Linked DNA regions of Mus musculus: regions 2, 3 and 4 are each linked to region 1. The links are chromatin loops, found by intact Hi-C in ENCODE. Cell type or tissue: left cerebral cortex. All regions are shown on one strand. Links, peaks and the distances in the headings refer to the core of each region. The heading gives the core; the rest is flanking DNA.

The links. A loop is a pair of places that touch in the nucleus more often than their neighbours do. Peaks named below come from ENCODE experiments on the same cell type or tissue, not always from the same donor. Only the 100,000 strongest peaks of a DNase experiment are listed, where the experiment ranks them.
Region 2: it touches region 1 in a loop (2.9-fold over the local background); 7 of 42 quality-filtered maps call a loop at or near these places.
Region 3: a loop joins it to region 1, with 7 times the contacts of the local background. A loop is called at or near these places in 5 of 42 quality-filtered maps.
Region 4: a loop joins it to region 1, with 1.9 times the contacts of the local background. A loop is called at or near these places in 7 of 42 quality-filtered maps.

Annotation. Positions count from the first base shown.
Region 1 is chr14:101,837,389-101,843,615 of GRCm38, forward strand. Lmo7 (LIM domain only 7) reads left to right here. Exons shown (of 31, transcript NM_201529.2): 4 at 3,484-3,590. Among named protein-coding and RNA genes, the nearest start is that of Lmo7, 110 kb to the left of the region's middle. In left cerebral cortex, for the core only: no CTCF peak of the experiment used is centred there; DNase peaks (open chromatin) are centred at 1,052, 2,689, 3,017, 4,201 and 3 more places; H3K4me3 peaks cover 3,240 bases; H3K27ac peaks cover 3,333 bases.
Region 2 is chr14:101,778,806-101,785,032 of GRCm38, forward strand. The region is part of intron 1 of Lmo7 (LIM domain only 7); the gene reads left to right. Among named protein-coding and RNA genes, the nearest start is that of Lmo7, 52 kb to the left of the region's middle. In left cerebral cortex, for the core only: a CTCF peak has its summit at 3,300; a DNase peak (open chromatin) is centred at 3,314.
Region 3 is chr14:101,927,471-101,933,697 of GRCm38, forward strand. Lmo7 (LIM domain only 7) reads left to right here. Exons shown (of 31, transcript NM_201529.2): 28 at 1,706-1,981; 29 at 3,702-3,810; 30 at 5,100-5,202. Among named protein-coding and RNA genes, the nearest start is that of Lmo7, 200 kb to the left of the region's middle. In left cerebral cortex, for the core only: no CTCF peak of the experiment used is centred there; DNase peaks (open chromatin) are centred at 3,692 and 3,898; H3K4me3 peaks cover 897 bases; H3K27ac peaks cover 1,362 bases.
Region 4 is chr14:101,889,064-101,895,290 of GRCm38, forward strand. The region is part of intron 11 of Lmo7 (LIM domain only 7); the gene reads left to right. Among named protein-coding and RNA genes, the nearest start is that of Lmo7, 160 kb to the left of the region's middle. In left cerebral cortex, for the core only: no CTCF peak of the experiment used is centred there; DNase peaks (open chromatin) are centred at 3,278, 3,534 and 4,362.

The DNA of each region.
Region 1 (6,227 bases), core at 648-5,647:
AACTGCAGCCTGAGCTGACATGCCAGTTACAGCTCTCTAGGAAGGGTCCTCCACCTCAGAGCCACCTACCTAGTCAAGGCGGTCCCCACATTCTAGACTCTCCAGAATTGCTGTCTTTTGTCTGAGGCAGCTGTTTCAGGATCTTCTGTTTTACAGTTTGGCATAAGTAACAGAAGTTCTGCAGTGAGCCAGTACCAACCGGAGAACTTTGTAGAACTTTGTGGAATTTTCATCCTAGTTTCTTAGTGAGCACCACTATTACTAATGATTAGTCGGGGTTATGGTGTGTGTGGCGGGAAGTATGAACATCTCAATCCTTCTACTTTTTTTGTAGTGTTTGCTTTTCTTTCATCTCCACAGAAACATTGTAAATGAGAAGGAGCTACTTGGGTACCACTAGAGTTTATTATTATTGAAGTTATTATTATTATTATTATTAGTAGTAGTATTTTGGTTTAGTTTTTGAAAGTTACCTTTGGCCCTGAATGTGTAGGGATCACGTGTGTTTAAAGCACGCTATTTGTGATAGGGTGTCTTTTGTTGAGCTATAGAATATTTGTATGAGGAATCAGTGGGCTCTGACACTCATCTCCTTGCAGACAGAATTGCCTGTCCTTTGTAATGGTTCGAAGATCTGTATGCACTCACTATGTGGATAAAGAAAATGGGGCCAGAAAGCATAACTAATCTCTCTAAAGCTAGTCCTGGCTCCCAGGCCAATTAGATGAGGTAGATTTCCATTTATGCTTTTTTGTTGCTGTTGTTGATGTTTTTGTTTTACTTTACTTTTTTTTTCTTTTTCCTTTTTTTTTTTTTTTTTTGAGTAGTTTCTAGTGAAAATGACTCTACCCAGTAAAGACTAAAAGCCTTCTTTTTATTATGCTGAGCTGGGTGTGGCTGCTTGATGCTGGAACAGACATGAAATTTTTATTTTATAATTTTGTCTATCCCCTGAGGCAATGCTCCACTTGGATCCTTTGAAATGGCAGGAAATAAATTACCAGTGGGCTCCAGTCCAGGATGCGGGATGGAGGTTCCAATTCTGATTGGAGCAGACCTCACTTCCAGTGCGTAGGCCATGTGTGAGTTTATATAGGACGCTTGTCTGCTTTTAAAACCGAGAACCGCTAAGCCTTGAAAACAGCATTCTGCTTTGTGGCTGATAAAAAAAGGTTTTACTCAAGCCTAAGATGTAATCACACCACTTGTGTTCTTTCCTTGAACTTTGTTCTCCATGGAGTAGAGTCACTTTCGATTTGAAGTGGTTTCTCTCTAAATACTTAGATGGGCTTTGAGGAATGTGTGGCTTCTCTCTTATCAACCTGAACATTTCGTTCACAAGGTAAGTGCTATTATGTTTTTGTAAAATATGTGGGGTGTGTTTACTCTCAGTTTCTTAAGATTATTCTGTTTGATTTTGTTTTAGTATCTACCTATCTATCATTTATCAATCAATCTATCATCTATCTATCTATCTATCATCTATCTATCTACCTATCTATCTACCATCTATCTACCTACCTACGTATCTCTGTTCCAGGCACCCTGTTTGAGGATTTGTATGTTTTCTAGGCAAGCATTCTTCCAACTGTACTATATTCACATCTGATAATTTTATATAAATGTAAGCATTCAGAGCCAAATTAGGCAGATATGAAGATGCATAATAATTTATTTTTACTTTTCCCTCCCCCAAATATGAGATTTGCTTCCTGTTGGATATGAGATATTGTCTTAATGAGATATTTTTGTTGTCTGCTCTTCTGAGAGTAGGCATTAAAATTGTTAATTTGTGTTTTCAAATAATTACAGATAACCTAGCATTCAGAAATTGTAAACTTACTAGTCAAGATACCATTGTGTTCCTAACTGGAATTTTGCCAATAGGTTATCACTGTGTGTGTGTGTGTGTGTGTGTGTGTGTGTGTGTGTGTATGTGTATGGAGATTAGAGGTCAATTTTGGGTGTCTTCGTCAGTCTCTCCTCATTGTATGTAGTGCCCTCACCTCTTGGACATAATGTTAATTTAAAATTAAATCATCTTGTTTAGGCTGCTCAACTTTTTACTTAGAAATTTCTTTAGGCTTTGGGGCCAACTTATTTCAAATGAAGCAAACATTTCAGTTCCTGGCTAGTTAGTTCACGATGTCTTTGTCTGAAAGCATCCTGGAACAGCCTTCCTCCTCCACAAACAGTTGTTGTTGATTTCTAGTTTCCCTTGCTTCCTTGGCAGTCAGTGTTGCTTTTCTCTGGGCACACTTTTTTCTGCACTTTCCTCAAGTCACCTCAGACTCTGAGGAACTTAAGCTGGTGAATCGGCCTCTTCCTCTCTCATTCTTTCGGATATACCTCTTACTGTGTCTAACACCCCAACTTCGCTGCCTGCACATAGAAAGTACTGGCAGGTAGTCTTGGACCTTGGGGAGGGAGGTGGGGTGTGGCTCCAGGGAGGCCCATACCACAGAGCCGGTGTTGCCAGCCAACCTAAGTGGACAAGCATGTGCCAGCATGCAAGCAAGACATTCCCCTACCCACAACTCCCAGCAGAGCAAAAGCAGAGAGTCCACACGGACTCACCAGGAACTCAGCCACATAAAATACTTTTTTCTTTTTCAAGAGCTGTAAGGGGCGATGCCAAAGCTAATCCTGGTAACCAAATGTGTGTGGTTGCAATGCAGCGCCCTGAAAATAGAACGCATCGTGGTACCACACAGCACGCATAGCACAGTGGCACGCACTGGTTTGTAAGTGGAGGACTGGAGCTTTGAAACTAGATAGGAGGTCAAGCTTGGAGGTGGAGGATAGGTTTTCAGTTTTTTGGAGGCAGCTCTTCAGACAGGTGCAGGGAATGAGTAATACGCCACTCCCCAATGGTCCGGCTCAGCCAATAAGCACCAGGCTTCTCCTTGGTCGGATAGCATGGTCTCTGTGCCTGTCACGAGCTGGATCAGCAACCAAACCCAGATTCCAGGTGTGGTATTCCACAGCCGTTCTGTAATTTGTAATCATAGAAACAGAACGTTCCTCCTCTTATTTCTTCCCTGCCAACAGTTTCTGGGTGGGTGAATGTCAGTAGCTGGAGTTATTTTTAAAGAGGTGAAGCTTGCCGTGCGAAGCTGGGAAGAGGGCGTTTGTTTGCAGAGCAGAGCTGACATCAAAGTGTAGATTGCTGCTCACTGGCTAGGCGCTTGTCCTATAACAGGTAATGTTTAACGTGCCAGTCACAAAGATCACAGGAACAGTGTATGCTCGGGCATAAGATAGCACCACCTTTTTATGCTCTGGAAGACGGAAAGGCTATACGTGTTCTCGGACTTTTTTTTTCTCTCTCTCTTTCGAATACACTTATGCGGCTGTTCTTGCCACCGCCTCTTTGGCTGACTATAATTGGACTTTGAAGTTGCGAACTCGTATCATAAAAATTGGTAACCTTTGTCTGAGAGCAAGCTCGGCTAAGCAATCACTTTCCAATTCTTTTCACAGGATAACATAAATGTTTTTTTGAGAGCTTGTGAACAGATTGGATTGAAAGAAGCCCAGCTTTTTCATCCGGGGGATCTACAGGACTTATCAAACCGAGTCACCGTCAAGTAAGTCTCACTGGTGTGTTTTAAATGTAGAATAATTGTATCATAGCTAAATGTTATATATGTGTATGTGTGTGTGTGTGTGTGTATATATATATATATATATATATATATATATATATATATATAGGAGGTTTGCAGCTTAAGTGAAAATTGTTGCTGAGAAATTTTGTGCTTATGGAACTATCTTTCCTCTCTCTGTCTTTCTTGTGTCTCATTCCAAAATAGACTCTTAAAAAATCGTCTTGAGGACTGGCTCAGAGTGTGAAGCCTTCTGTAAGTGACACGGTGTCAGGATCTTGTTGTAAATCTCTACACTGACCAGAGTGGCGGCTTATATTTGAATGTTTTCCAGCCTGGCCATGCTTGGTTGCTAATGGTAACGCTGTTTATTTTAATTATCAAGCGAATTTAGAGGCTATTAGCATAATAGAAAGGTAAGAAGGGTCAGTTGAAAGTAGCTTTTAGGTAGTTGGACATGGAAAATGACAGGGACAGCTGGTGCAAGCCTCCTTGGTCATATCTGACAGGACTGTCTTGCCTAGGGCCAACAACCTTGTCAGTGGTTGCTTTTAGAATAATGAACCCTTCCCACTGTGGTAGTAGTTTGGGCAAGAAGGTAAAAGTAGAGAGGAACTCACATCCGTGGGCGTTCTGTTGGAGTTTAGGTGGACAGTAGTGTTCATGTGTGAGTGTGTGGTTTCAGGAAAGTTCTTTTAAGCTGTTATGAGATTTTTTTCCCCCTCCAGCAGTCTAATCTGCATGCAGGAAATCAGTAATAAAATTATGTTGCTAGGTAAATGTGACATAGACGTTATATAATTTTGAAATAATGCTTACCCTCTTATCTGGCCTCTTGAACCTAATTAACATGTTTCCAAATGAGGAAACACACTCTGTTCTACTTGTAGAAATAGCGAAAATGAAAAGCTTTGTGCTCTAAAGATTTGTGTACTTACTGTCCCCATAGTGTGGCTTCAGTCATTATTAAAATCAACCAGGAAATCATAAACAGGGCCACGGTCTCATGGGGAAAAACAATGCTACAGATATTTTTTGATAATCTGCCCTGTCTTCTAACAGTCTAACCCAAAAACCTCAGGCAGCACTAGTTGCTTTAAAATCTAACAGTAAATATTTCAAATGAACAACCTGTGCCACGCTGGCCCACCTCTTCCCGTGGGGTGTTTTCTCAACTCCACAGCGATGATATCTGCCTGGAAGAGTCATCTGTCCACATTTCTGATGAATTTGAAAGTACCAATCTGAAGTCTTGTTGCTGAAAATACTTACTTTCACTCTACTCAAGGTCCTTATAATGGCCATTGAAAATGAGAAACTATTTGTTTAATTTTTTTTTTCCTACATAGTACATCCTTTCCTAGGACTTATCTGGGCAAAGAAACTTCAGCCTTTGAAATAGTTTTTCCCTGAAGCTGGTGATGTGAATTAAGTCTAAGTGTGTCCTCCTCTGCAGTCATATTGCTTTGAACCTCGGCAGCCTATACTTGAGGTGGCTTACGGACTGGGTGAAACATGTTTGTTTGGCTCCTGATTTTAAGCGTTGCATACAGGGCTTGCCTGGAACCGCTTTCAGGAGTGGTTGGGTCTAAAGTGTTGACAAGAAATCAGGATCTGGGCTCAACCTTCAGTGAAATTAAATTACTGACAAAGTGAAACTGGGGTTGTGCGAAGCCTGCAGAACAACTTGTTTGAGTGGAAACCACAAGCCTGTCACAGCAAGGTGTGCCTCGCTTGGTCAGGGTGAGAGAGCCGCTCTCAGTCTGCTTGAGAACTCTCCATGCTTGAACCTTGCTGGGCTTAAAGTGTGAGTCCTGGGTGTACCCCAGTGTAAGGCTCAGTGCCTCTCAGACAAGGTTGAAGATCACTGGCAAATGACTGCCCTTGTGCTTTGAGAAAGCCCCTTTCATTACGAGGAACAGGCTTAACGGAAGACAAATGATTGCTTAGTAAAGAAAAGTTTTAGTTTGGATTGTTACATAATACACAGACTTGTGTAGTTCAACTCTTGACCTGTCATTATTATAAATAAAAGGACTTGATATCGATTAGATCGGTGGTTCTCTTGTGGAGGTAGTTTTTCCTCCCTGGGGATGTTTGGCAATATGTGGAGACATTTTTCATTGTCATAGTTGTGTGGGGTGCCTACCCAGTGGGTTAGAGTGACTCTAAGTGTCCTGTAGCCCACAGGACAAACTCAACAGGGGAGGATTTTTTTTTTTCTATTCCAGGTGATCATAATACAGGGGTTCAGAAATTCCCAATGTAGACATAGAAGACCATCTTTGCCAGCAAAAAAGCTATGGGGACTGAAAGACTGTGACCGGACAGGCTTGTGACATAGCTATGATGTCACAGCACGCTTGCTGTCATCAAATAATTTCATTTCTGTGTTAGTTCAGTATGCTTATTTCGGTGGCAAGGCTCCTTGTGAGTTGTCTGAGAGCGTCCGTGTGTGTAGCATTCCGAGATTGTTTGACTCAACTACAAACATTTGATTTGGCAGAAATGTAGCAAGCGACGTGATTATTCGAAGTGCGGTGCTGTTACGGAACCGCTCAGGCTATCATCTCACGGCGCGCAGACGTAGGCTGGCCTTGCTGCATCTGCAAAGCAGCC
Region 2 (6,227 bases), core at 932-5,931, 58 kb before region 1:
TAGAGAGTCTTTCCCATCATTAAATGATTGCGTTGTCCCCTAGCTTGACTCAACAGCTTCGTCTTCACAGTACTCAGCTCCTCTCTACTGTCTTCCTTCCGCTCCGTGCCGTGGTTTGCCCAAGCCAGGAGTCTTCATGAGACCATTCTCAGATGGATTTTTTTGTCCTCTTACGTCACTTTGGGAAATCTCCAAGTGTTTTTGATATTATTTGTGTCTTTGTAGGTTATTAATTCAAACATTTTTTTAATTTATTATTTTTGACACTTTATTATGTGTATGTGATGTTTTCTGCACTTTCATCCTGCATCTCCCCCACCCCCCAACCCTTCCCTCCAACAATGCCCCTGACCCTTAGTGAGGGGTTGAGCCTCATGCACCTCTCCTTCATGTATGCTGAAATGGTGATGGGCCAGTCTTGCTCAGGTCTCCTGCAGGAAACCACAGCTGCAGTGTGTTCGGGAGGGCAGTGGTCACATCGTTTGTGTCCAGAAACCACTGCTTTGTAGCACTCACCTTCAACCTCTATCTTCAGTTTTGTTTTGGGGAACAAGGCTAGCTTAGAAGTCATTGTCCCCAGCTTCCCGAGTGCTTGGATTACAGGTAGGTGCAACCATGCTTGGCTTAGACTAGGTCTTGAATGATCTCAGAAGCCCGTGTGTTAAAGATGTGCTCACCAGAGTCCTGGTGTTTGGAGAGGTCATTGGAGGTATGTTTTAGAGAGTCATTTTGGCATACTGACTCCTTCTTTTACGTTCTTTGCTTCGTGACTGTGAGGAGAGTAATTTGACATTACTATAGGCTCCTTCCTTGTTCTGCCTTGGCACACCCCAAACAACTGGGGCTCATGGGTAATGGACAAGACCATCTACAAATGGAAGCCAAAGTGAGCCTTCCCTCATTATACGTTAATCATCTATCGCTAGGATTTCACTATGGTGATGGAGCATTGATGACCATCTTGTTTGGTTTATAGAAGTTAGAGTCCACAGGTTGCAGTGTATATTCTTGTAGAAATCTCTCTGCCCATCGTGAGGATTGCCAGTGGGTTGTTTTTGTTTAGTTCTTCTCATCATGGTGGTGAGCAGTCGGGATCATTTAGTGAATGTAGTTATAATGGTGGGTCAGGTGCATGCTTAGCCTTATTATTATTATTATTATTATTATTATTATTGTATTGGAATTAGTACAGCGCACCTTAGGGTCCAACAGCATAATATTCATATTCATTATATAAACTATTATGGTTCTCATCTCTTACTGGTTTTGACTCCACAGCTTTTCAGACTTGCCGTATTGTACAAATACAGGCGAGTAAATAATGAAGGGCACTATGAGGCTTTGTGCAGCCCTGACATTTGTTCTATTTTTAGGCTATTTCTGGACTCCGGGCTTTCATCATGCCGCTATTAGGAAATTCATCAAACTTTCATATTGCCTGCGCTGGGCTCCATTGTCTGTGGCTGCCATCTGCTCCGCTCGGGGCGGCCTGATGATTATTTCATGTGCTCCTGCAACCCTCCTGTCTTCGCTGCTCTTCAGCCTCTTCAGCTTTTTCGTTCTTTGCCTCTGTTCTCTGTTCCTGGGTGTAGGAGAATTGTCACTTTTCTGAGGAGGAGGGAAACTTTAGTGAACATTGCTGTAGGTCTTTGCTCTCTCTCTGACTATTGCCAGGTTTTCCCTTGTCTCCGTCTCTCTTTTGCCTGAGCCAAATTCAAATTTTTAAGGACTTAAAAGATTTAAAAATGAATCACAATCACTTGTTGCACATGTACTGTGGTGCGTGAAGATCACCTGACACCTCATGGTGATTCCTGACTTCAGTAAACTTTTGGTCTAGGACAGAAAAGAGTGGCCTTAAGAATGATGAATTAAAGCTATTGTAATTCCCGGGTTGCTGGCTTAGTAACTCAGAGTCTCAGAAGGTGCTGGGAGGAAAGGGTTGACTCAGGAACATTGGTCTTTGTGGAGGCCGTGGAGAGAGGCCGTTTGAACTGTGGAAATGGACTAAGGAAAGCACTGAGCCTTTAGGAAGGTCAGAGTTTATGGGTCGATGTGACTTTGGGAAAGCCAAAGCAAGATGGCTATTTTTAAGGAGTACAAAGTAGAGTTTTGAAAAGTATTCAAGAGACAAAAGATTAAGGCCGAGCCATGCTTCCACCCTTCCATCCATCCATTCATCCATCCATCCATCCATCCATCCATCCATCCATCCATCCATCCATCGATTGGAGGAGCCTGTGTTCATATCTGTGCCAGGTGCAGAACCTGAGTGGGTGGGGCATGTGGCCGCGGAGCAGCGAGGAAGGGCAGAGCCTCTGAGGCTTGAGTTTAAGCAATGCAGAAAATGTAAATCCTAGGATTTCAACAGAAAGTGAGGTGTGCATGGCTCTCTGAGGACTGTTCACCCAATCGGGTTGGAGACGAGGAGTGAGGCAAGATTCTTCTAGATGACATACTCAGCTGGGAGAGTAAAGTTGAGGCAGAAGGATCCAAGGACAGGCCAGAGCTAGATGACTAACACCATTTGCCTCTGTGAGAAACATTTGTAAGGCAGGCGAACCCCGCCCCAGAGTTTGACACAAAGAGTGGTTTACGGCCAGGGTGAAGCAAATCACCCTGTTAGAGCTTTCCTGATTAACCCATGCCCTGCCGCTTCCCATCCAGTCCCACCCTGCCACAGGCCCGCCCAGTTCGGATGCATAGTCAAGCGAGGATCTGAACTGCCTGCCACATGGTAATGCTAGGCCGGGGAAGCAGATCTCTGTGTCCGTGAGCCCCAGGAAAGTCTCCTGTTGGGGGAGGGAAATTGTCAAGAGGACTGAGAAGACTCTCAGAAGTCTTAAGTTTGGCGTCTGAACACTTCTTAAGTCAGGGTTTCTTTCTGTAAAAATGCATATACATTTGTAGTCTTGAGGATTGAAGCCAGGCCTACACCTATACTTGGCTAGTGTTGTGGCATTGAGCTATCTGTCAGGCTTCTCTTAGAACTACGGAGGGTCATAGATCTACAAGTAAACTGATTCTCTACTTTAATATACAAACTTTTACGTACAAAGTGTCAAAATCTATCCGAGTGAACCAACAATGCTCCTGTGGGAACACTCTAGAAGCCTTCGTATACTTAGTAAAGGCTACAGTTTTGCAGTATTATAAAAATATTTCTCACTTTCACCAAATACAACCTTATGTTGTGTTTTAAACCTCACAATGAGCTGTTTTGTTGAAATTCTTTTTAGTAATGTGCCTGGATCCAGTCATTAATATTTAGACTCCTGCAGTACTGAGAACATACCAGACAGTGGCAGCAAAGAACAGAGACGGATTTCAGGCTTTGTTTCGTTTGTCCTCTAAGGAAGAGTACTGTGGAGGTGACAGTTTGGTGCAAATTTGTTCTCTCATAAGGAAGCCCGAAGTACCTGTTTAAAATCAAACACATACCAGAGGAATCCAGGCTTCTTGGCAGGTCCTAAGTCCTTCCCATCCAAACAGTTTGTCTTGTAGTCATATCTCAGTGACACACAGAGTCAGAGGAGAACTTCTAGGCCAGCCCAAGACATTTGAATCAGAATCTTCCAGAGAAAGGCCTACAAACTTGGCTGTGTTTCACTAACTCTGCAGACAGTGAGTCTCTACACTCAGTTAAGAGTTGACAAGTTAGTCCTTCCTATGGAGCATCATGAGTCTATGAGGTGGTGTTCACAAACCAGGCAAGGAGACAAAGGGCATCAGGAACATCCCTCCACACGGCTGTTCATCACTCAGGACCAGGCACTCTTGGTTATGACGTAATGCTGTCCGGATACTGTTCTCCATTTTCAAAGAGAACTTATAGTTCTCAGCATACTGCGTCAGCGTTGCTAAGGGAGGTCACTGGGTTTCCTGAAGAAGGATTCCTAAGGCCATCAGTATTTGGGGAAGAAACCCAATTAATCAATGTCTATGGGTTAAGTATACGGTACATTATATGTCTTAAGTAAGCTCCAAAATGGTGTTTAAAAATTATTCTCTACCTTTTAAACAAATCACCCTAGTAAGTACAAATAAAACTAGTTCTTGGTCAAGGATATTTTAAATTAGTAAGTTAAACTTTTGAGGTGAACTGGAAACGTGATTGAGATCTCCTAAGGCTCAGAAAGAGTCTAAAGGAAAGAGCTTAGCATCTGAGTTGCTTGAGGAAGGGATTTCTTAGTAGTCCTGTAGTTGGAAGTGTGGCTCACTCACAGAAGACAGCTAGTGGAAGTTTGTATACCCAAGAGCTGGGGCCCCATTTGTTATACTTTTAGGTATGTTTTAGATCTCGTGTGTTGAAAACTAACAAAGGAAGTTATGGAAAAGATAATAAATGGACTGCAGAGATCTTAATTCTGTGGAATTGTTACCCACAATGCAAAGGAGACACATCATGACCTTTTTTGTCGGGCTTCTTTCCTTCTGCCTATTTCCAAGAATCATCCATGCTGTATCGTGTATCAGCACTTCAATATTTCACTATATGGTTTTAATTGTAGTCAATTTATTCATTGATTGATTGATAAGCTTTTAGGTGGCACCCACTTCTTTTGCTTAACATGAGCAAGGCTAAATAAATATAAATGTTTGTGTCTGAGATTTCATGTGGAAAAAAGGTTTTCATTTTCTTTGAGATCAAAGTAGGGATAGAATTGTAACTCTCTCCTTGCTTCCTGGAATTCCTTGTTGAGTTGGTTACTGGGAGCTTGACAAGTAGATTCCTGAAGAACTGTGTCACTGTTGATCAGTGCCACAGACAACCTTAGGAGTAGACATCCATGAAGAGTCGTTGAGTGGGATGTTTATGTCACAGACATACGAACTCCGTCTCTCGATGCCAAACTTACACTGAAGAGTGAATTGTATCATTGTCACCAAAGGGTAGACCTCTCAATTTGAAGTCCATATAGGACTAAGTAGTGACTCTTCACCTGAAACTGTAATGTAGCCACACCATTTCTAAAAATGAATGTTTCCCACAGTGATGACTCTCACGGGAATTCACGGGGAGCTAGGCAGGCCATTGTTGAGACTTGTTCATGTGTGTGAGACATTTCTGTACAAAACAACAGCATCTTTTGACTCTTGAAAACCCATGATTATATTAAGCATTATAACTATACTTGAAATATTCTGATAATGGATGCTCACATCCACTTACGACTTGTATACCCACTACTTAAAAACTTGTTGATCTGGAAAAAAATAACTCATGCAGTAGTCAGGGCTTTGGGGAGACTTTTTCATGAATACTTTCTATCCACTTGCAACAGTTTAAATTGGAGTATGGACCTATGTTTGGAGACAAAATTTAATCTTTATAAGTAGTAGGTGCTAGCAAAATAGACGTGTTTAAGAGGAACACATTTGGGGGTTTGCTGTCTCCAGAGACCTTAACTTGTGGCTAACAGGGCTCATGTGGTCTTGGTTTTGTGTCCCAAGCAAATTTGTGCCTACTATCAGCACTGGAGGGAATCTTCCTTTCTTGTAGTTTCACTTAGTCCTTCCCATTGGTGTTTATCTTTGGGCTCCATCACTATAGCCACTTAGAGCGATTAGCTTGAGCTATAAGATTAAAGTGGATTATGGCGCTTGGGGTGTAACTTGTCCTGCATCAGAAATTATTTTACTTCTTTTCTTTGCTCAAGGAATGTAGCCTAGCTGGCATTTGGCTCCATAATGACTGAATGAGAACCTCAAGTGTTTAGACTGTTTCATATTTTTGCTGTTTCTTTCCCTGTGTGGGCCCGTGCCTGAGGAACTTGCATTGGGAGGTGTAATTACTACACCCACTCTTAGAGGAAGGTCTTGAAGAGGGCAATGGCTTTGGAAAAATTTTTAGACTTGTGACCACCATGAAACATTGTATTCTGTTTAGAATTGGTGATCTGTGCAATTCTGATGACCACAGACTTGGAAGACTTGTGAGTTGGCTTTGGTTTTGCTATCAGATGATATTAGTATTGGCAGAAATAGCTCTGGTACATTCCAGAATATTATGTAGTACAATGCCAAGGTTTAATAGAGGCTAGTGATTGGGGAATCATGCCCCTCAAAGCTATGTTATTTGCTGAATATACAATATCATTTCACCAATTCACATGCTACAACTCAGAGACTTAACCACAGTTCACAGAGGTGCCTAGCCTTAAAATACCATTTTGCCCACACATTTCAAAACAGGGTTAGACTCTTAAAGGGGAAATGAATTTTTC
Region 3 (6,227 bases), core at 843-5,842, 90 kb after region 1:
CTGTGTGCAGTCAGCACCTCAGGAGATAAGGAAGAAAGGGTCCAGTACTCTTGTGCTTTCGGGATGGAGTGCATGCTGTATGTTTTTTCCTCATTTAGGCAAGCACACCAAATTTAAAATAACTCCTCTCCCGTGTGTGAGGGTTGTCTGGTCTGTTCTTTGCCTGGTGTTGGCTTCGGCACTTGAGCAGCCATGGATCTGGAGTTGGCGATTCCTTTTTTTCTTTTAAATAAAAGAGATAGTAACGGTCTGGCAGCCCCTCCGCCATGTATTCATTGTTTCTTTAATGACTCTGAGCATGTAAAATGCCCATGAGTTCCGCATGTCTTAGCAATGGCCTTTCTGAAGAGATCCCTCCTGGGCTCAGCCAGGGCTCTTGAATTGTAATTCCCTTCCCACACAGCTGCTGGAGCTACCTCATGGTGCAGCACTAACATTCAAAGAGGAAGCTTTCAGAAGACAGTTCCAGACGTGAAAATGCTTATCGCTCTCCATGCATATCACATTTGCCGGTGCCCTATGCTGTAAAATAGCCACATGGTCAACCCCAGGGTCAGTGGGCGGGCACTGAACAGGAGAGCAGACACACAAAAAAATGAATGGTTCTATGGGAAGCATTGGCTTACAGGCTATCACGTGATGAGGCTTTTACGGTTGTAAAAGAATAAAAACCATATTGTTCCCATTTTGAGGACTTCTATAGACGCCTGTAGTAACTTACATATGCAAATTTGTATGTATGTGTAATTATTTCCTTGCATATCTGAGAAAAACCTGTAAGGAGTCACAATTAAGGGTTGCTGCTTTGGAGGATTAGGGCGAATGTAGAAAGTAAGGGAAGAAGGAACCCTTGTCCACCCCCAGAAGACCCTTGCTTGCTTCTTGACCTATTCCCTATGGAATTTATATTGTAATGTTGCATTACTTACAATGTTAAGTAGAAAAGAAAAGAAGGAAAGAGAAGAGAAGAGGAAAGACCAAAACAATTATTATTTAAGCTTCTGGCTGGAAGAAAGATTTAAATGCACTAATAAACTCAACAGCTAGAGAAGCATTCATCATTCAGCTTTTGTAGAAAATCTAAATCCTGAATGCAGGGTGGCTTCTGTTTCCTGTAACGTAGACACTGAACAGTTGCTGACCCATTGGACTTGGGGTGGCGAATGGGAGTGTCCGAAGCAGGCCTGGGTTGCACTGGGGTCAGGGGACTTTGGTTTGAAGCCAGAGCCTCATCCATACACTCCAGGCTTGGACAATGTAACTCCTATGAGATTAAAAACATCCTTGTATAATGTTGTGAAGATTAAGTTAAATATGTCTGTGAAAATGTATAGTTCAATACTTATGTGCTTAAAATTTTCTGATTGGATTTTAAAAGACTGAGGCTTATATGTTGTAACTGTTTAAGGGATGAGTGACTGCTAGTATTAGCTTTTCTTTAAGAAGTAGTTTTCTCCCCACTTTGATACTTGGTCTTTTTGTCTAAGGACCTCTACAATGAAGGTTACCGAAATATGAGATGTTACAGTACCTCTGGTGCAGAACAATTTATTGTTAAGGGTATACATAACTGGAACCAGCTTAGTTGAGCCTAGAAAATGCATAAAGGAGGTCTTACATTCACCCCAATGGTGCATCTGTTAGGCAAGTTCCAGCAGTGTAACGTGACTCATGTCACTCCTGTGACCCCTGCCCTGTGTTTCAGAGGGGAGTCTCTGGACAATCTGGATTCCCAGCGGCCGGGTTCTTGGAGGCAGTCCCCTTGGCACAGCCAGCCTGCCGGGGTCTATGCGTCTTCCTCTGTCCAGGACTTCAGTCGCCCCCCACCTCAGCTGTTGTCTACATCAAACCGTGCCTACATGCGGAACCCATCCTCTGCGGTGCCACCTCCAGCCGGCTCTGTGAAGACCTCCCCAGGGTCTCCCTCTCCACGCAGCCATTCCCCTTCCATGTCACAGTCAGGCTCTCAGCTACGGAATAGGTAAGGCCCCTTGTGTGGTCCCTTTGTCTTAATTTTAAGGGTGTTCCTTCTTTAAAATCATCCAGTAAAGAAGAAAAGCAAGTCCTTTTGAGTGCATGGAATTGGGTGTTCCTGTATCAAAGCTGTTGAGAAGGCTTTCTCCTGCCTCTGTCTGCCGCCTGCCTAGTGTTTACAAATGTCTGGTAAAGGCACTGGAGATCTTTGACATGTCTGCACGTTGCCAGGCTCTCTGTTGCCCGTGCTTTTGGTCAGTGTCTCAGATGGCCGCTTTCTCTGGATAGATCACCATGTGGCATCACCAAACAAAACAGTAGCTCGTGAATGCTTTTCATATTTATGACCGAGAACAGTATTATGAAGTGTGTTGGACTTTTAATGGCACTTGAATAGAAGCTCATTGGAATGGAATGTGAAAGAAGAGCATGATAAGAAGGCTGCATAGCCTGGGTAGTTTCAGCAAACTGGATTTAAAGAAAACCATCCTGAAGGTTTGATCTTGTGTTTGGAGTCTTGGATTGCTTTGACTGTTACCCGATCTGCTAGCGTTCTGCTCCGGCCTCATCACTTGGCTCCTGTAGTTCGTGTGTTATATAGGGAGGTGGCAAAGTTAGGTAGCATCTCGCATGGCCATTTGCCTCTGGGCTATGGGGTGAAGCCCTGATGTCCGCGTGGGTTGTGTTTTCAGAGGTTCACAGTCGTCTTTAGTCATCCCAAAGGAGTTCTAGTTCCCATCACAAATACAATGATTAGGGGTAGAAAGCCATTTGTATTTGGATACTTTTAAGCTGTTAAGTAGTAGACTTAGATAAGAAAATGCCGTCTATCAGTCCAAGACAATGGTATGGTTACCAAGGTCCACAAACTATATTAGGGTGTTGAATTACAAGAGAAATGGTGAGGAGGCCAGTGCTTTAGTGTAGATGGAGTTTGCAGAGGACAGGAACTACCATTCACGGACTCTCCCACGGAGGGTCCATATGTGAGAATAGAACAGGAGAGGGCTTGGGGCAAGCCTTGGGATTTTCTGCCCAGGGAAGGTCTCTGTCCAGCAGATTGCTCTCTTCTCCAACTCTCAATAGCTATGCATCCCCTGCACTCCTTAGTGGGACTGTGGTTCTGTTTTCCTTCTGAGTGGGTGGGAAAGGATGGGTGAAGATGAAGGGGTTATCCCTTTAAAAGCACTAGGCAACCAGCCCCAGATGTGTAAATAAAACGGGAACCGCCATCCCTGGCTCATCCGCAGCTCTTAGGCAATAATGACATCCTTCTCAACAGAGGTGGAGCCAAGAATGTGTTTAGGTTTCTAACCAGAAAAGTGAAATAAGAAGGGCTAAAAAGTAACTCAGAGAAGGCAAACCACAGAGAATCAGATGGCCCTGAGGGTGGAATGCCCTGAGTGGAATTTTGTGTATCAGCCAACTGAATTAATTAGCAAGAGGATGTAACAGAGCAGAAATACTGGTGAGTCCATATGTAACCAAAGGGGGAATGCCATCAAAATCCCAAATGGACCAATTGCATCCCCTCGAGCCTCTATCAAGACAGTTCAAGGTATAGTGAAGGCATGCTTTAGTTGGCTGCAGAAGGTTTCTCTCCTACGGCTATCAAGATACTTTCTTAAGTTACCATTGTTGCTGCCGCCGATGCCGAGTGTGACTTTAAATGCCAACCTTGCACAGCACACGTGAAAGCCTCCGTTCCGTTCTTGTTCCGCATCTAGGTCAGTGAGTGGGAAGCGTGTGTGCTCCTACTGTAATAACATTCTGGGCAAAGGAGCCGCCATGATCATCGAGACCCTGGGTCTTTCTTATCATTTACATTGTTTTAAGGTGAGCCTGAGTCAGAGAGCTTGCCGCCGCTGCCAATGCCGATGCTACCACCACCGCTGCCGCTGGCCTGCCGCACTTTGCTTGGAGAGCGCATGGCTTCTATGAGCCCCGCCCCGGGTTGTGGATGTGCCACTAACAAGCTTGGTGCTGTTATCTGTCCGTCTGTGCCGTGCTGGTGTTGCAGATTGCTTGCTACCGCTTAATTTTCCAACCTGGAATCTTCTTTTATATGTTAGTCTGGAAGGCCTATGCTTTTTGTAGCTCAATATGCTAGAATTCTATAAATAAAATTTACAGTGCACAGTGTGTTCTCTAGCGTGCTGCCATGGGTAGACTTAAAATTTAATTTACCAGTGTTTTTAGCAACATGGAGACATGCAGTTATCAGTGTCTCAAACGATAGCTTTTAATAGTGTCTAGAAGGAAAACCACTGTAAATATTTTTACAATTGCATAGCCTGCCTGCCTATTCCTGATATTTTTGTTTTTTGTTTTCCTATATAGTAAAAGGTTCAGGCTGTAATTCTTTGTTTTATAGTGTCTAGGCCTATAAACACACATCAGGTTTCATTTTTGAGCTTTCATTAGGCCAGAAGAAAGTCTCCCTATTTTTGATCCTGGAATTCCAAAGTTAGCAGCTTGCTTAAGCATATAAATTTGTGCTGTATCCATGTAGAATAGACTGAGTCAGAACAGTGTTTGAACACACCCAACACAGACACACACACACACACACAGAGGGAGAGAGAAAAAGAGAGACAGAGACAGAGAGACAGAGAACACCAAAGCCCCTAACCTTGACATAAAGCACCCCTTATGGAATACTCAACCAGTGATGTCAAGACACTGGGAACGGTCCACTCCAGACTGGAATGCCAGAAACCCAGGTTGTTTTTCTCTCTGGTTCTTCCATGTTCGTTAGTATTGATTTCCTTGGAGCAATGAAGTCTGAATTTCCTTAAGCCAATCATCAATTTGTTTTCAAATTTCTTTACCCTCAGTAGATTTAGAATGATCATCTTGGCTCTCAAAATTTGCTTTCTGAGTTCTTAGTGTCTAATCTAGCAGGCTTGATTTAAATCCACTAATTGCCTTTTGGCCTCTCCCATCCCTTTGCTTTAATGTAGTATACCCAAGAGTTTCAAGGCTGCATCCTATAATCCTCTTGCTCACTTCCGTATATCCCATCATCCCCTGTGTCTCTCATCTTCTGAGAGAGCTCCAGGCTCTTTGTAGTTAACTAATTGTATATATATATATATATATATTTGTTTTTTTTTGTCTATCAGTGTGTCTCCTGTGGGTGTGACCTCGGAGGCTCTTCCTCAGGAGCTGAAGTCAGAATCCGAAACCACCAACTCTACTGCAATGACTGCTATCTCCGATTCAAATGTAAGAGAGCAAATCAGAGAGAAAATTTCTTGTCTTTTGAGGAGACCACGGGTTCCTATGTCTTTCCCTGAGCCTTGAGCTACCTCCTCTTCCTGAGAGTCCCTGTCATAGGGTCCTGGGCTCAGATCCTCTTCAAAGAGGCTGTGCAATGAGTTCCAGCCACTCAGGAGAGGGTTGTGGGGTTGGGGACCTGGAGGGGCTTGTATCCAGAAATCGGGACATTGACTCTGGTTTGCATAGATCCTGGAGAAACTTCTAATACCTCATGGAAAACAGGATACAGGGTTAAGGCAAGTCCTCTGAACAGACTTTGGTCTGCCTCCTGATTAAGGCTTCATCTTCATCATCAACTTATTTCCATATCTAATGATAAGACCTTAATGTGATTTATAATGTAATCAACTTTGAAAATGCTTGCATTACTATATAACCATGTATTATTCATATATAAAATTTTGAAAAAGAGAATTTTAATTCTGTCTATATGGTGTTTCAGTGTTACTGAATTAAAAAAATAAGTGTTACTTTCTTTTTAAGCATGTGTTTATGAGTATCTCATAGTGTAGGGTAGCATAACTCTGTTGTGTGTTGTTTATAGCCTCAGTAAGGAAGACAGCAGCTGTTGCTGTATATATATAGTTTTGAACCTTGATGCTGGTAACGTTTTTCTTCCTTGTTGTGAAAGGGTGGCACAAGTGGTATCTACAAACCTATTGCTTTTGAACTCAGAGGTATTTATGCGGTCCTTTATGTGCAGAGTGTTTGAAAATGATTTGAACCGGTCAACTCTCTTTTATCTGTCAGCAACTTCTTTCCTGGTTGTCCAGGCCTTCCTGGAACGCTGACCCTGAAGGTGGGAGAATGTCTAGGCTGGGCATGGGGTCTTGGCAGTGTGTCTGTGTGTGCACTTTTCTCTCTTAAACCCAAAGCCAAACATAATTGATTTTTGGAACCACTGCTCACGCCTTTTCTCTCCTTCAGTACGAGTAACAGAGAGTTGAAGGTTTTGTTTTTGTGTTCATTCA
Region 4 (6,227 bases), core at 443-5,442, 51 kb after region 1:
GATTCCTACAATACACTAAGCTTCTGGTTTCTTTTTGTTGAAGGTCTCCCCCATAAATTACGTCTTTGAGAGCCTGTGATAGGAAAAGATATGACTGCTTGCTTAATGTTAGAACTCAGGTAGCTGGCAGAATTCACACACTTAGCTCCTGAGGAATTTTATTAGTGGGCACAGTTAATAGTTTTAGGAGATATTTCCAAGATTCTTGATTACGGTAGAAATTTTACTGTAATGTAGCTGCCTATAAAGAACAAACTAGACTTTCAAAACTATAAAAAGTAATCTTGGTCATTTCCAATATTGTTACAAGAAATATATTTAAATTATTTCGCAGGTTTGGTCTACCGGTATTTAAAATTCAGTGGATAAACATGTCAATGTAATATAAATCTGATTGTCTCACGTGTTTTCCCAGTTCTAGACTATTTTAAGTTGTTATTCATTCTCAATGCAGTTTTACCTGGCTTTCTGTAACTGAAATCAATTGGTAATAGTTTTTGAGGAGGAGAGGTGAAGGACACTCAATATTTTAATCAGACTCAGGAGTTGTCCCCTTACCATAGTTTGTCTAATCTCTCTGAACCTCTAAGTTTAACGGTATTTAATAGTGTTAATAGTTTGGAAACTTTAGAAGCTACCAAGATTGTCAACAGAATTCACCGTAAGAACTCTAGATGTTGAAGACACGACTGAGGGATAGGCAGCTATTGCCGTTACCCTTCCCAGTGTGGCGTTTGAGGGGGAAGAAATTAGTTTTTGGCATAACCCTTCGATATCTGTTCATCAGTTCATTGCAGGAAAGCTGTTTTAACTTGATTTAAAATCCCCTTGAAGCTTCAAGCATCCTGACTAACTTTCATGAGGAATGTTCATTTGGCTTTGTAGCATAAACATATCTCTAAAATAGGTTACCAAAAGGGGGTCTAAAAATACCCAGAGAGTAAATACTTGGAGGTGTGTAGTAAGCATGTAACTACCTCTGACTTGGCCCTACCTGTTTTTTCTTAGAGTATCAGTTGTGATGTGACTTGAATTTCCCAGGGCAAGAGTGGGTTTCATGGTAGAATTCATGCCTAGCTTGCCCGAGGCTATAGGTTCGGTTCCCAGTACTATGCACCCACCCTTACCACAGACACCCATAAAGAAAATGTAAACATCCAACCTCAAAATGCTGAAGGATCTTTTTCTTAACTGTACCAGTCGGCAGCACATGCTTCCAGTCAGCACTTGCAAGTATTGGACTTGGTTGTATTGGTTATCAGCATTTGATTGAAAAGGCTATTTAAAAAAAAAAAATCCTCCTGTAGTGTTGGGCTAAGGTAACTATACAAATACAGCAAGATAATCAGTTAATTGAGACCAATGAATATTACATGACTTGTCTGATAATGGGGCCTCATGTGTCTTAGAAAATGCAGCTCTGTTTAGAAGCAGTTGTAAGGTTATTTAATTTCCCCCTTTTTCTCCTATTTTTTTTTTTTTGTCCAAGTTACCAGTGATTTCCTTACATTGATTTCTTGCAATGAGAGTAAAATATAAATTAAAAATGAGTTACCTATAGTGACTCCATTTTACATTTATGTTGAGTGAACTTTCTCTAAACATAATATAGTGGAAAAGTTTGTTACTTTGTAATTAGAAACTAACTGCCCATTCATTATATGAATGCTTTATTTGTGCTGCAGAGCAATTTGAAGAGGAATGTGTAGGGCTTTTTTTGTTTTGGGGTTTTTGTTTGTTTGTTTGTTTGTTTGAGTCCTTTGCCTATTAAATTCCAGCTTGCATTTTGTGCAGTTTTGGGCGCCTGCGCATGCTGTGTGTTTTACTAAGTTTTGGTTGGCATGCAATCCGTTATGTTTACTAAGATGCTTTGTGTGTGACTGTCAGTTCTCATGTGTGTGTCTTTGTGTTGCATGAATTTTCATTTGTTTGGTTTTATGAAGTTTGGGATCTGGTCATATATGATGATATAAGTGAGGTACTGACAACAGTTTATAAAAATATGTATAAACAATCTTTCAATGTAATAACCACTAAATCGGCTATTAGTATCACAAGAAAATAAATGCCAATTACATGTGAATTGATGGTCAAAGATTGCTAAGGCAGCTGTATTTTCCTTATAGAGCTTTGTCAAATGACTTTGTAGGATTATCAGGTCATAACAATCAGGACATCCGATCAAGGCAGGCAAAAGGGAGGTAGACAAGTGACCTGGGTTATTTTCTGAGGATTTTTTTTTTTTTTTGGCATGCTAGAGGACATCTAGGTATATCTAGAAATACTTTTCATATTACAGCCAAGTGTGTATGCTACACTTAGTACTTTGTAAATGCCCTGCAATACCCAGGCTAACCCTCTACAGGACATGATTTTCTGGCTGAAATGTCAATACTGTTTCCCAAATAAGTCCATCAATCTATAAATGAAAATTCTTTCTTATGCTCTTTTTTTTTTCTACTTGATAGTAATTTCAAAGTGTCACACATAGGTTTGAATACTGGCTATTCATCACAAAATTCTATAGTGTCTAATGAAAATATATGTTCACATAGATAAATTAGCATATCTATATTGCTTCCAAAGCTAGAGACCCTTAACTTAATTCTTTTTGAATTTCAATGAAGGCTATGAGTAAATTCACATTTAGGGAAAATGGTCTGATATTGGCTCTTTGGGCACTTCTGTTCTATGGACATCCATCTGCCAGTTTACTGAAGTTGGATTTTAGGATAACCCTTATTTCCAGCAGAAAGTGCCAGAAGCATCATATGCAATCAGGGGAGCACAAGGAAATTATACCTTTGTGATTCATAAAGATTTCTTCTTAAACTTCTTCCTGTCCTTCCCTAATACTATTCAATTAATTGGAAAGGCAAGACACTTGTTACACCTGGATTTGCAGGGAGCAAATATAAATGGAGATGTAACCCGGAGCCTTCCGAGTAAGGAAGTATAAGCCATTGTAGCAGGTAACTCTGAGAGAGCCGTGTGACTCACCTGTGCGTGGTCCCTGCTAGGCCTGTCCTCCAAGATCTCCCTGATGCTGTCTTCAGGGCTTATCTCACTTCTGGGAGGCAGACAGGGAGGTGTTATCTGCATTCCATAGATGTGGAGAAAGAGACCGAGATTGCGGCTTTCCCAAGCATGGAGGCTCTCAGGGAGTAGAACTGGGCTGGGACCGTGCCTCAGGAGAAAACTCACAGAGACTGCTTGGCAGCGCTGGGGCCACTCAAGGATCTCGTGAGACTCTGATGTCATGTGGTTAATGCTGGTAACGAAAGACTTCCATCATCTTTTGTACTCCAGAAGCTGTAGATGTTATCTCTGTGGTCTGGGGCAAACCCTTTTAACTTGAAGCAGTTTACAGAGTTAGTATCTACCAGATTCCATTCAGTCAGAACCTGCCTTAATAAGATTTGGTATATAGCACCCTGCTTTAAAAGTTACGCACCAGCATAGCCTTACCTAGGTATCCTACATTAGTAGACCAGGAGCTGGAGAAGGAAACTGACTCGTGTTCAGTGGGTGGAAACCCAGCTGGTCTGGAGCCCTCCCTCCTTGTCGCTTGCTGGAGCTTACAGAGACCGTTTCGGCCTGTGTTCTTGCTTTAATGGGGGTAACTTTATATACCCCCAGGAACAAACTGTGCTCACATTCCTGCCTATACAAAAAACTTGTCTACTGTAGCTCATGTTTGGCTCACTTTGTTCATGCTGTATGCGTCTGGGCTGCTGGACCCAGCTCAGTGCTCAGGCCCTCAGGGGAGAGAGGCCGGTGGTCTTACCTTTGACTGGCACACTGTGTGGGAACGTACACAGTAATGCTTCCCAGCCCAAGAGGAGGAAAATAAGGAAAGGAGCCATGGAAGGTTCTGGACTAGTTCAAGTTTCTTCTTCCCACAGAAAGTTTAGTGGCGTATCAAATCGTATTTTATTTTTGTTTTCTAGTTTATGCAGCCTCAGGTGTTACATATCCAACCCCTTCTTATGCCTTGGATCTGCGAATTCCCTTCTTCTTTCTATTGAATATTTTTGTTTTGACTCAAAAAGCCTCTTACCATGTAGGCATGGCTTCAGTGAGTTTATATTCTCAAATTCACATGATTGAACTTGGGTATGGAGTTATACCTAGTAAATTATACATATATAGATTGACATGTTTTTGTATAGCTATAGTCTATATGTAATTGATTCCCTACTAAGTCTGTACAGTACTATAAAACTTGGAGAGCAGTCATGCTTTCCCACAGAGTCGATTTGGATTTTCTGCTTGACTATGCTCAGCGTTATCTCATTCTTAGCACAGATACTGAGTGTATCTGCATGCATGGTACTGCACTCTCGTTTCCTTTCCAAGAAGCATATGGCTTGTGAGAGAGATGATCTAGGCATGCCTGTGCATACTATATAAGATGACACCAGGAATTAGTAAACATGAGAAATACTATAGCTAAAGTACTAGAGCGGGTGAGAGAAAGGCAGTCCACTTTTCACATGGAAGAACCACGAAGACTGCATGCAAGTGGTAGAACACGATCTAGATTAGATTAGATCATTGACTGAATGTGTTTATGGAGTATGCACTATGGACTGGGCTTTGTTTTAAGCCTAGTAATCTATAAGCAAACTGTAAGATGTAATGTCTGAAAATCTTACAGGACCCAGCACGTAATAGGGAAATAAGAATGTCTTAGATGCCAGTGAATGTCCAAGGAAAAGAGGTCTGGGGTTGGGGTCAGCCCAAAGAGACAGGCATTTGCAGGATGGAAGGAAGGAAACACTGAATCCCATTTAAGTGGATACCTGGAAGTGAAGAGAAGTCATGTAGCTAGATGAAACGTATTCTGAGCAGATGGAAGAACAAGGAGAGAAGCAAGATGGGTGAGCATAAGGAAGACAACCACTTGGCAGGAGAGTGAGGCAGAGTGTTAGAAATGAGTGTGGAAAGGCAGCAAGGGGCCAGGTTGTTTCAGACCTCAAAGGTCTTGAAGATTCTACTTAGAACTTTGATGGGAAAAAGAAACTCAAGTGTAGCGGTCGTTGAGTAAACCGTACCTGCGCAGGAGCTATCTGGATTCCTGAATGAAAGTCACACACACACACACACACACACACACACACACACACACACACACACACACACACACAAAGGCTAGGTACTCCTAAACCTTCCCCTGGCCACTTACTGGAATTCTTACATGGCTGGTTGGCTTTCCCTCCTGCAGCTCTTAGGTCCCATCCTTCTCCCCCGAATCATGGCGATTCTCTGGCTTCCTTTCTCCCAGTTCCTAGCCTGTGCAAATTTAAAGGTCCTGCTTCAGTCTCTCTGTCCAGCCATTGGTTGTTGGCTCTTTATTGACCCATCAAAAACCAATCGGGGACAAGGACGGTCAGCGCTGTACAGGCAGATTCCTGATTTTGGGGGCTGGATTAATTCAAAGCATTGGAGCCCACGTTTGGAGCTGAGTGTCCCATGACCCGACCGTGACCTAGAAACCTGCTCTTTGGAGCATGTTGAGCTGGATGGTGGAAGCCGACAGATCTTTGGGATTCTCCAAGTGGATGATGTGGTGACAGTGTTGATCAGTCTGATGATGGGGAGGAGGTTAGAAGTTGTTGGATCCTAGAAAAAGAGACCAGATGAATTATGAATGAAATAAGTGTCTTGACAGTAAGAGAGCAACCTGGGTGACTTCAGGAATTTTGAACCTAACAGTGGAAGGATGGAGTTGACCTTAACTGAGATGAGGAAAACAGGTGGTGAGCAGGCGACCGTAGAGAGAGAGCTTAGCCATGATTGTGAGTGGTATTTTGAAAGACAGAGAGGCACCAGCCAAGGGCTTTTGAGTTGGAGGGAGCATTTGAGGGAAGCCTTCTCCAGTGATAATGTAAGCAGCTGGTTTGGAAATGCAGGGGAGGGTTGTGCTCGACCTAGACTGCTGGCAGTCTGAATGGAAAGAAAGCCGCATTAAATGAGAAGATAAGTAATTGAAAGTGAGGAGAAACAAAAGTGGAAAGTGGTTCTTAGCTTTCAAATGTGGATGGCTGGGGCGCAGGGACCACCATTAACCATCACCAAGGAAAAGCAGCTTGAGATTGGCTGTATCAGCAGTAACAACATGTCTGCTGAGGCCCAGTTTAAAAAAAAAAGTCTTTTTCAGATAACATTTCAGCAGGTCCCTATTCAAGCATAAGTGCGTATTCACAAGTCATTGGAAATGAGTC